Linked DNA regions of Homo sapiens: regions 1 and 3 are each linked to region 2. Evidence: chromatin contacts called from ENCODE Hi-C or POLR2A ChIA-PET data. All regions are on one chromosome and are shown on one strand. The core of a region is the stretch at or near the end of the contact, and the rest is flanking DNA. Distances in the headings are between cores, read along the strand shown. Region 1 holds the start of G3BP2 (G3BP stress granule assembly factor 2). Region 2 holds the start of DCK (deoxycytidine kinase). Region 3 holds the start of MTHFD2L (methylenetetrahydrofolate dehydrogenase (NADP+ dependent) 2 like).

What was found. A loop is a pair of places that touch in the nucleus more often than their neighbours do. ChIA-PET counts read pairs that join two places held with the same protein, here RNA polymerase II (POLR2A). Pooled maps may share reads with other maps.
Region 1: a loop to region 2 is called in a map of naive thymus-derived CD4-positive, alpha-beta T cell, with 11 times the contacts of the local background. The contact joins the promoter of G3BP2 here to the promoter of DCK in region 2. A Hi-C loop is called at or near these places in 1 of 168 maps with a recorded cell type or tissue (naive thymus-derived CD4-positive, alpha-beta T cell) and 7 of 50 pooled maps. POLR2A ChIA-PET finds 5 or more read pairs at or near these places in 1 of 52 experiments (B cell).
Region 3: a map of naive thymus-derived CD4-positive, alpha-beta T cell shows a loop between it and region 2 (11-fold over the local background). The contact joins the promoter of MTHFD2L here to the promoter of DCK in region 2. A Hi-C loop is called at or near these places in 2 of 168 maps with a recorded cell type or tissue (CD8-positive, alpha-beta T cell and naive thymus-derived CD4-positive, alpha-beta T cell) and 9 of 50 pooled maps.

The regions. Positions count from the first base shown.
Region 1 is chr4:75,671,804-75,674,768 of GRCh38, reverse strand. It overlaps G3BP2 (G3BP stress granule assembly factor 2), which reads left to right and starts at 1,358. Exons shown (of 12, transcript NM_203505.3): 1 at 1,358-1,561. RefSeq lists enhancers at 1-522, 1,259-1,548, 1,829-2,068, 1,501-2,478.
Region 2 is chr4:70,992,112-70,995,119 of GRCh38, reverse strand. DCK (deoxycytidine kinase) reads right to left here and starts at 1,471. Exons shown (of 7, transcript NM_000788.3): 1 at 1,194-1,471. The coding sequence starts at 1,284. RefSeq lists an enhancer at 1,046-1,225 and a silencer at 1,396-1,735.
Region 3 is chr4:74,156,740-74,159,451 of GRCh38, reverse strand. It overlaps MTHFD2L (methylenetetrahydrofolate dehydrogenase (NADP+ dependent) 2 like), which reads right to left and starts at 1,334. Exons shown (of 8, transcript NM_001144978.3): 1 at 1,171-1,334. The coding sequence starts at 1,313. RefSeq lists enhancers at 680-1,436, 1,437-2,195.

The DNA.
Region 1 (2,965 bases), core at 109-2,608, 4.7 Mb before region 2:
CCTGGGCGACACAGAGAGACTCCATCTTAAAAAAAAAAAAAAAAAAAAAATATATATATATATATATATATATGTACATACATATAGCAACTAGCTCATAGGGTTACTGTGAGGCTCAGAAGGCTGTATAATTACAAGAATGCCTGGTATATAAGCCCAGTATATTAAAGGACAGCCGGCATGTAATGTATTTTGATGCTTTAAGGAAAAACATCAGGTTGATTTCATTAAAGTGATGGTCTGCCCAAATATTTTGCATATAACAGTATCTTTAAGCAGTCTAAAGGTAAAGATATTGTAGACTTTGGAGGCCCTAATGTTGGCATTGCCTCTGCCAATATTTAAGGTATTTGACGTATTGTCTTAACATGCCAAATACCTTAAAATTGCCCTTACAGGATTGCGAAGAAAACTGATGAGATGTACATGCTTGCGTCCACCATGTTTAGTTCGTAAGCATTCATTAATGTATTTTTTCCTTTCCGTTTCTTTGAACACTTCCTCAGTCCTTCATTCCAAAATTCCTGTGCTATCTCGGTATTCTCTGAAAACACTGCCAGACCTAAGATGCAAAGTGGCTTCCTTGACTACAAGATTTGGCTTGGCTTTGTCCATGAAACAAGGTCACCAGTGTCTCACCCTGGGGGCAAGTCTGGGCTTAGAGCTAGAACAGGACTGTAATCCTTGTATTTCAGGCCTTCTTTTAGCTTTAGTATGTAAAATGCTTTAGTATCTACTGATATTTAGCCATGCCTAAATTCGTAACAAGGACACAAAGAAATAGTCTTTTCCCCCTCTGTAAAGCCCACGTCATGTTCTTCCTTTACTGCAGGGCCTCTTAATGGGGCTTAAAACCTAGGATGGGTTAAGTAAACAATGTAGGTGAGTTTAGTGTGCAAACAGCTGAAATCACCGGCTGCATTTTAAGCTCGTCTACAGCAGCAACCTGCAGACACCTATTCAGAGAGATTACTAAATTCCCTCCTTCCCATTAATAAAAAGGACCAGAATATCAGTCTACAAAAGACACTGCGTTGCTGCGAACCAGCTCTCGCTTGCGCGATCAGGAAGAAGGGCGGCAAGGCTGGAGCCTCGGGACCGGAGAAAGGCAGCCTGCTTGTGACGTCAAATCAGCGGACTCTTATCTTGGCTTTAGGCCGGTTCCGGTTCCCCGGCTTTCCGGGCGCGAGCGTGTGCGAGCGCGGCAGCGTACTGCGCGTGCTCCGCAGAGGGACACGGGAAGGTTGGGTCCGGCTCTGGAGGAGATGCGTGATTGGCTGACGCTGTGCTCGGGGGTTCCCTGGCCCTTTCGGCAGGGGTAAAACAATAAGAGGGGGCGGTGGCAAAGGGGGCGGGACGTCCGTGGTCCTTGTCGCACGTCGCAGCGCCTGGCGCCCGGGAAGAGGTGGTTGTGAGGCAGACGAACTCGCGGCTCTCCGGCTTCCGAGGCTTCCGAGTTGTCGGAGGAAGGGGGCGGCGAGCAATAAGAACCCGCCGCACCCGGTCCTCAGCGACTCTTCTGACCTCCGCGCGACGTACCCGCCGCCGCCGTTGGCTGGAGGTGTGTACGGGCGCCGGGAGGGGAGGTCGGTGTGGTGGTCGGAAAGGGACATTCCATTCGCGCTCCGCGGCGCGAGGCAATCGTCCGGTGTGTGAGCCCGGGAGCCGGAGGTGTAGCGGCAGAGACATTGTTCTTGCCGGCTCCCTACGGTGCCGTGTGTGCGTGAGAGAAGACCAGTCTTTCCTCTAGGTGAGGGGTGGGAGGCCGCCTGGGAAGGGAGGTGACCCGCGAGCGTCTTGCGGGCAGAGGGCTCCGAGTGCACAGGTGGGGTTGAGGTTTATTGGGGATGAGGTGGCGAAGTGGGGGGGGAGGCACGCAGCAGCTCCCGAAGGCGCGCTGATGGAAGCTTAATACAGGAAGTGTGGGAGCAGGCTTTCTGGAGGGGATGTTTTAGGGTGGGTAGCCCACCGTTCCTGTTTCCGAATCGTTTTCGGCTCTTGTACCTTGTTCCTTCGGAGCGGAGAGGCCGTCGCCACCCCGCCCGTGGGGGGAGGGGAAAAGAGGTTGTGTCGACGGAGGCAGAAGCGACGCAGATGCGAAAGTGGCGGCCTCCGGGCACCATTTCTGTGCACGGAAACAGAATCCGGGTTTGAAGGCAGCCGCCGCTTCGCTTACCCAGTACCTAGTGTTCCGTCGTGTTTGACCAACCCCCCTCTCCCTGCCACCGCGGGTTTAATCCGAACGTGTTCGGATACTGGAACTGTAACGTGCGCCTTCTTCGTCCCCCTCTTATGCAGACGATCCCTTATTGACTCGGGAATGGCTTTTGGGGGATGGGTTCCCGCTTTTGTTGGGATGGGGGGACAGAAAGGAACAGAAGCTTCCCTAGATTGTGTTGATTTTGTTAGTGGAATCTGATAGAATTTTTCCTGCGTCTCTAAAAGCAGATTTCTTAAGATGGCCCTTTGCCGCTTTGGGGCGAATATAGATTTTCGTCTATAATTTCCTGCATAGATCAGCTTTTTTCCCCAAGACATACTTAATGTTCTAACGGATTTGGGGGGTGGGAGGAGAGTGCCTTTTCCTTCATAACAACAACAAAAAAAAGGCACTTGCACTTTTAGCTGGAATAGTAAAGTCCTGTTCTCCCTGTATGATTGTTGTGGGATATTAACTTGGATTAAGATACTGTGGTTTTAGGTTCAAGGCTCTGTACCTTGTTCTGGTCTTTCAAACGTTAGTGTTGCAGGTACCTGGATCTAGGAAACATTAACTGTCGTTAAGAGAGCCCCGGTGTACTAGAGTGGGAGATGATGGCAATTTTTCTCTAGCTCCATATTTGGCAGTTAATATAGCCTTAGGCATGTGAACCAAGTTTCTAAGTAAACTTTTGGCCCTGTTAGCATCCAGTGGTCTTTTTGATAATCCAAGATTCCTGGTCTTAGGAGATAAACGGTACGATGA
Region 2 (3,008 bases), core at 222-2,721:
GAAGTCCTCTTTGAGAATGCAGTTTTTCTATTCATTTGAATGCTTAAAGCATCTGCTTGCCTGGCCTTTTTCAAGAAGGTACAGTGCTTTGAATGTGGTAAGAATTTTAAAAAATTTGCTGTATGCATGAATGACCAGCACCCAACCTGGAGCTAAAAAAATTTTTTTTTAAATCTATCAAAACAGGAAGTTTCAGGGGTAGGTTTCCTGTGGTTGGAGATACAGAAGAATCGGACGTTGGTGTGTATCTTGCAAAGTGACAGGCATGGCCTAGTCTGCCCCCCATCTGAGTTAACAGAAACGTTAGTGGTCTTTGAATCATAATCCAATGTTTACTTGGATGTGGAGTAAGGGGTGAGGAACTCCATGCTATTAAGATCATTAAAGACCTCTTTGCTTGTACTCGAATGTTTCGAGTTTCGTTAATAATATAGCTAAAACAATGCTTCGCTAATAATATAGCTAAAAAACTGTAAACAACCCTGAGGTCCACAACTAGAAAATGGATAAACGATGGTACATCCATGCAATGGAATACTACTCAGCAATAAAAAGAAACAAACTACAGACACAAGTAACATGAATGAATTTCAAAAGCATTATGCTAAATGAAAGACGCCAGACACAAAAGGCGATATAGCCTATGATTCCATTTATATGGCATTCTGGAAAAGGCAACACTTGCAGGGATAGAAATCAAATCAGTGGGTGCCAGGGAATAGGAAGGGTGGAGGGGGCTGAATACAAAGGAGCAGGTAGGAACTTTCTAAGGTGATGAAAATGTTCTGTATCTCGATCATGGTGATAGCAAAAGGCATAATGTTTGTCAAACCTCATAGAAGAGTACACCTAAAAAGGGTGAATTTAATGTAAGTTACACCTCAAGAAATCTAATACCCTTCCCCCGCTTCCCTTTGCGAGTTCCCAACAAAGAGGGAGCAGAGGTTCAAAGCGCGCCTCACAGAGACCGCAGGCCTGGCGCCCAGTCTGACCCCGGGGACCGCAGTCACCCCGTGGAGCGGGAGGTAAGGGAAGGATGCTCTGGGTGGGAAAGGAAGCCGAGGCCGCGTCCACACCGCCAGGCTGGAGGGAAAGCCCTCACCGAGTTGCTGCAGAGAGATGCGGCGAAGGGAAGCTTCAGCCACTGCCGCGACACCCCAGCCTTGCGTCCCACATTTCCGGAGGCTCCTTACCGATGTTCCCTTCGATGGAGATTTTCTTGATGCGGGTCCCCTCAGAGCTGGCTGAGAAAGACGGGCAGCTTCTCTTGGGCGGGGTGGCCATTCCTTAGTCTTGTGGCGGCCCAGAGCTCGTCCGGCAAAGAGGGCTGGGAGGCGGCCACGGGTGCGCGCACTGGAGCTCGCGGCGCCGCTAAGCCAGATCCTGACCTGCCGGGTCAGCTAGTGAGCTCACCGGCCCGCCGGCGGGTGTCGGGGTTTGACTTTGGCGCGCGGAGGCAGCTGAGGACACTGGCGGGCCTGCGGGGCGGCCCCGCCCTCCTCAAGCCGCGCTCCCTAGCTGCCCCTCGGCCCTCGCCCGCCTCCAGCGCGGGTTCCCGCGTGCGCGCTCCGCACGCCAGGTCACGTGAAGGCCGGGGCGGGGCCGCGCGTGTGGCGGAAGGCCTCTACCCCAAGCAGCCAGGCGCCCGGGCAGGGCGCGGGAAGAGGTTCCGGAGTCGGGTGGGGAGGAAGGGTGGACCCCAGAGGCCTGAGGGCGCTGGAGGGCAGAGGGCGTCACCTGCAGTGGGCCGTGCCAGGCTTTGGAAAACCCGCCTCTCTAGTGGGCCTGTTGGAGATGAACAGACGCGTCTGGACAGAACTGGATAGACTTAAAGCTTTGAACTCATCTGGGGAGAAGGCACTGTGTGGTAGGAAAATCAAATGGATTTACTCTGGCTTCTCAGCCTAGAGGAAGACTATCAGGCGAAGTGCCGTCCTTGGGAATCGCACTGCCCACTTAGAGAGCCAGGCTGTTTTCTTCTATGTGCTTTTCATTAATTAACGAAGTCTAGTGCCAGAAATACCGTCATTAGCCCATTTACCTGCCAGTGGGAAAACAGGCACTGAGAGGCTGCTTGTTCCAAGTGTCAAAGTCAGTAAGTGAAACTGGGATGGGAATTTAGGTAGTCAGATGCCACCCACAGGAGGCCTTTCCAGATCTCCCATACCGCTTTCCATTTGATTTGGATGCACGACCATGCTGTATAGAAGTTAGCACGTTGGGTAGGTAGGTTTCTGTTCAGCTGTTAACTCAGCCTGCCCGACACCTGGCACATAGGTAACAAAATGTACTGTATGTTGAATTTTTGAATGCCTACTCATGTGCCATGTACTCTGCTAGAATACTCATCTAGATGGGACAAATGCAGTGTAGGATTTGTCCCAGCTAGATGAGTGCATTTTTAGTCAGGGTAAAGACCTAATGAGGCAAGAGAATAGGGAATTAGGGTAACCAAGGGTTAAGGCATAAGCAAAAGAACAGCAGGTGCAGCAATTTCTAGGCAAGACTAGGCAGCATACAGGCCACACCTTCACTCCTGTGATTACAAGACAGAAGTTTCCACATCGCCTCTGATTGTCCTCGGCCATCTCCATTTCAGCCTCTGATTGGTCGCAGGCCAATCCTTCATAGGGTGCAACCAATTGGACGACTGTAAAGGGCACCTAGGGATTTACCAAATTCTTTTAGCCTAGTAACCCTTAAGAACACTGCAATTGGGACTCTTGAAGCACTTGGTTCGCTTCAATAAATTTGTGCTTTTGTTACTTCGTTCTTTTGTTGTTTTGTCTTTCGTTGCTTCTTTTGTTGCTTTGTTTCTACGTTTTGTTCAATTCTTTGTTCAACACGCCAAAAACCCAGACAACTCAGTCAAGACTTCCCATCCAGTAACACTAATAAACCGGATATTACCCAGTCTGGAAGTTATCTGGTCCAAATTGTCTACAGAAACCAAAGGCCTTGCTATTCTTTTTTACATTGCAACTATCATCAGACCTGAAATGCATCTA
Region 3 (2,712 bases), core at 85-2,584, 3.2 Mb before region 2:
AAACAAGTAATTTAGAGTGACGGCAAATAATTTCCTCAATTCTTTAAAACAAATAGAATTCTACAGAATCTGCTTTTCCTAGGTAGTAGATCTAGCTGGTAGTTCCAAACTAAGTGGAACATTCTTACCCAACCTACTACAGCTTACACAACTCTGATTCACTGTTATTTTCTCACATATCCTTGTGGAAGACCTAGTCACAAGAAATTATGTCCAAAGCAAATCCTATAGGAAGTAATTTTTAAATTCAGACACTCGAGACTAAGATCTAAATGTACACAATAGGGAGTTAACTGATTTAAATTAAATAAACAGTATCTAAGTTTCCACGTTACCAGTCATTGCTTTTCTAGGGATTGTGCTGGGCACTGGCGGATACAAAAACTCGAGTGAGACACAATTTTGGACGTAAAATGGCAATGAAAGCGCATTTCTGGAAGCCCTGAAAGTCTGAAAACAGAGGCTCTTCTGGACTCACAAGCTCTGGGTCAAGAAGATATATTTTCATCTTGTTAAGACGGATTTTGCAACTAAGACTGGTAAAGCATAAGATAGAAGAGTGCGTACCCTGTTGTATTTGCATGGTTCTTGCCAGCAACCAAGACATGTAATGAATCTAAGTCTCATCACCTGACAGAGGTTTAGGGAGGGAGAGCCATACATGAAAAGACTGAGAAATCTGGATTGATATTTGGTTTTGTGAAACCATAAATAATTTTAGAGTTGGAAAAGACTTAGACAACACTATTAACAAAGGAATTCAGAAACGCAAACATTAGTAAGTCATCTGCACAACGCCTACTCCTTTATTTACGAAACACTAAAATAACCAAAGTAAAAACAAATGTTTGACCAAGCCGACCACGTGTTTTTATACTACCTTTTCTTAGTGCCTCAAATGTCTTCCTAAATCAAGTGCACCTGCTGCAAAGATGGAACATTCTGGTGCGAGAGCCCAGAGCAGAGCACGTTTTCGTTCCCCAAGCTGAGGCAACTGCGACTCGCCCGCGCGACCGGCAAGGCCACCTCACAGACAAGGCTGTCCTCGACCCAGCCCGCCGCCGCGCGGCCGCCCACGAGCCTTGGGCCCCACGCGCGCGAGCGCCGCCCGCGCCCCCGCCGACCTCCCACCGCCAGCGGCTCCGCACCCGGCGCCCGCAGCCCTCGTACCTCACACCGCTGCTCCGAAAGCCCCGGAACGCACTCCCGGGCTCTCCCGGTGCCCTTACGGAGGGTGCTGTGCTTCTGCCCAACGCCGGCGCTCGGCCAAGGCGGCCGCGGAGCAGCGAGAAGCCGCGGACCGGCACCGTCATGGCCGCGGATCCCCGGCTTCCGGACTGGGGCTCCACCTCCCGCGACTCCAGTCCTCGCGGCTGGAGGCCTGGCTCCGCCCTCACCCGGGCTGGCAGGGCAGCAAGTAGCGCTTCCCAGCCAGGTTCCGGCAGACACGCAGAGTGGGGTAAAGAGCGGTTCCCAGGACCGGGGACGGAACTGACAGAGTGCCGGGTCCGCAGGGGGCGGGGCCAGGACCCAAGTCCCGGGCCCTCTGAGGATGTGGAAGCGTGCAGTGTGGCCTGGCGACTGGGCCCCGCACCCAGCCAACATATAGCTGGCATTCCCATAGCGACGGCACAGAGAAGGCCTCCAAACTATCACTTTAGGCAGCACGCCCCACTTTCCACCAAGCCAGAGATCCTGCCCAACAGTCTCCGTGACTACGTGGAATTGGATTTAAAGCAGGAAAGAAGTAATAGGTTCATTGTTTCCCACTTCCTTTGTGAGATTCCTTGGAAGTTGGAGAAAAGAACAAAGGTGTGTGGAGAAGGAGCAAAACCTGGCTGAACAAGGAAGGTCTGGACTTTAGGATTTCTATACTTCTACTTTATCATCTCCACTTTTGGAAGGAAATATTGACCAATATCTGTCTTTTCCTGAGTTATGATCAAGTCGATGCAGGCTAAGAACCCTGCATTGTGTGGTGAGCTTGTGTGGTGAGGAAGCAAAATATCTGCTCCCTCTGAAAAAGTAAAACATTAGACTGTCCATTCATTTTGCAAATTAAGACAGACACACAAAAAACAGTCACAGATAAAACCAGCTGGGAAGTTAACAGGAAACAACTTTTCTCCCAAGGTCAGGCTGCTGCTGTTGAGTCAGAACAACGTCTTTCATAGCTGCACTTTTACTGAGAAAACTTGTTTTTTAAAATCATAGACTGTCAGAAAATATGCTCTTTAAAATCATATCAATAAGAATGGGATACCCTACTCTTTCCTGGCTGATCTAAATCCATTTGACACAAATAAGCAGCCTAGAAGAAAATACAGGAAAAAATCTAGGTGACCTTGGGTTTGGCAATGAGACTTTAGATAAAACACTTAAATCACAATTCATAAAAGAAAAAAACAATTTAAACTTCTGCCATGCAAAAGACACTGTTAATAAAGAAACAAATCACATACTGGGAGAAAATATTCGCAAAACATTTTTACAAGACTTACACCCAAAATATACGAAGAACTCTTGAAACTCAACAATTAAAGAAAAAAGAAAAGCAACTCAGTTAAAAGTGAGCAAAAGATCTGAAAACACCCACCAAAAAAGGCATACAGAGGTCAAAAAAAATGGAAAAATATTCAATATCATTTATCATTAAGGAAATACAAATTAAAACAACAGTGAGATACCACTACACTCCCATTAGAACCGCTG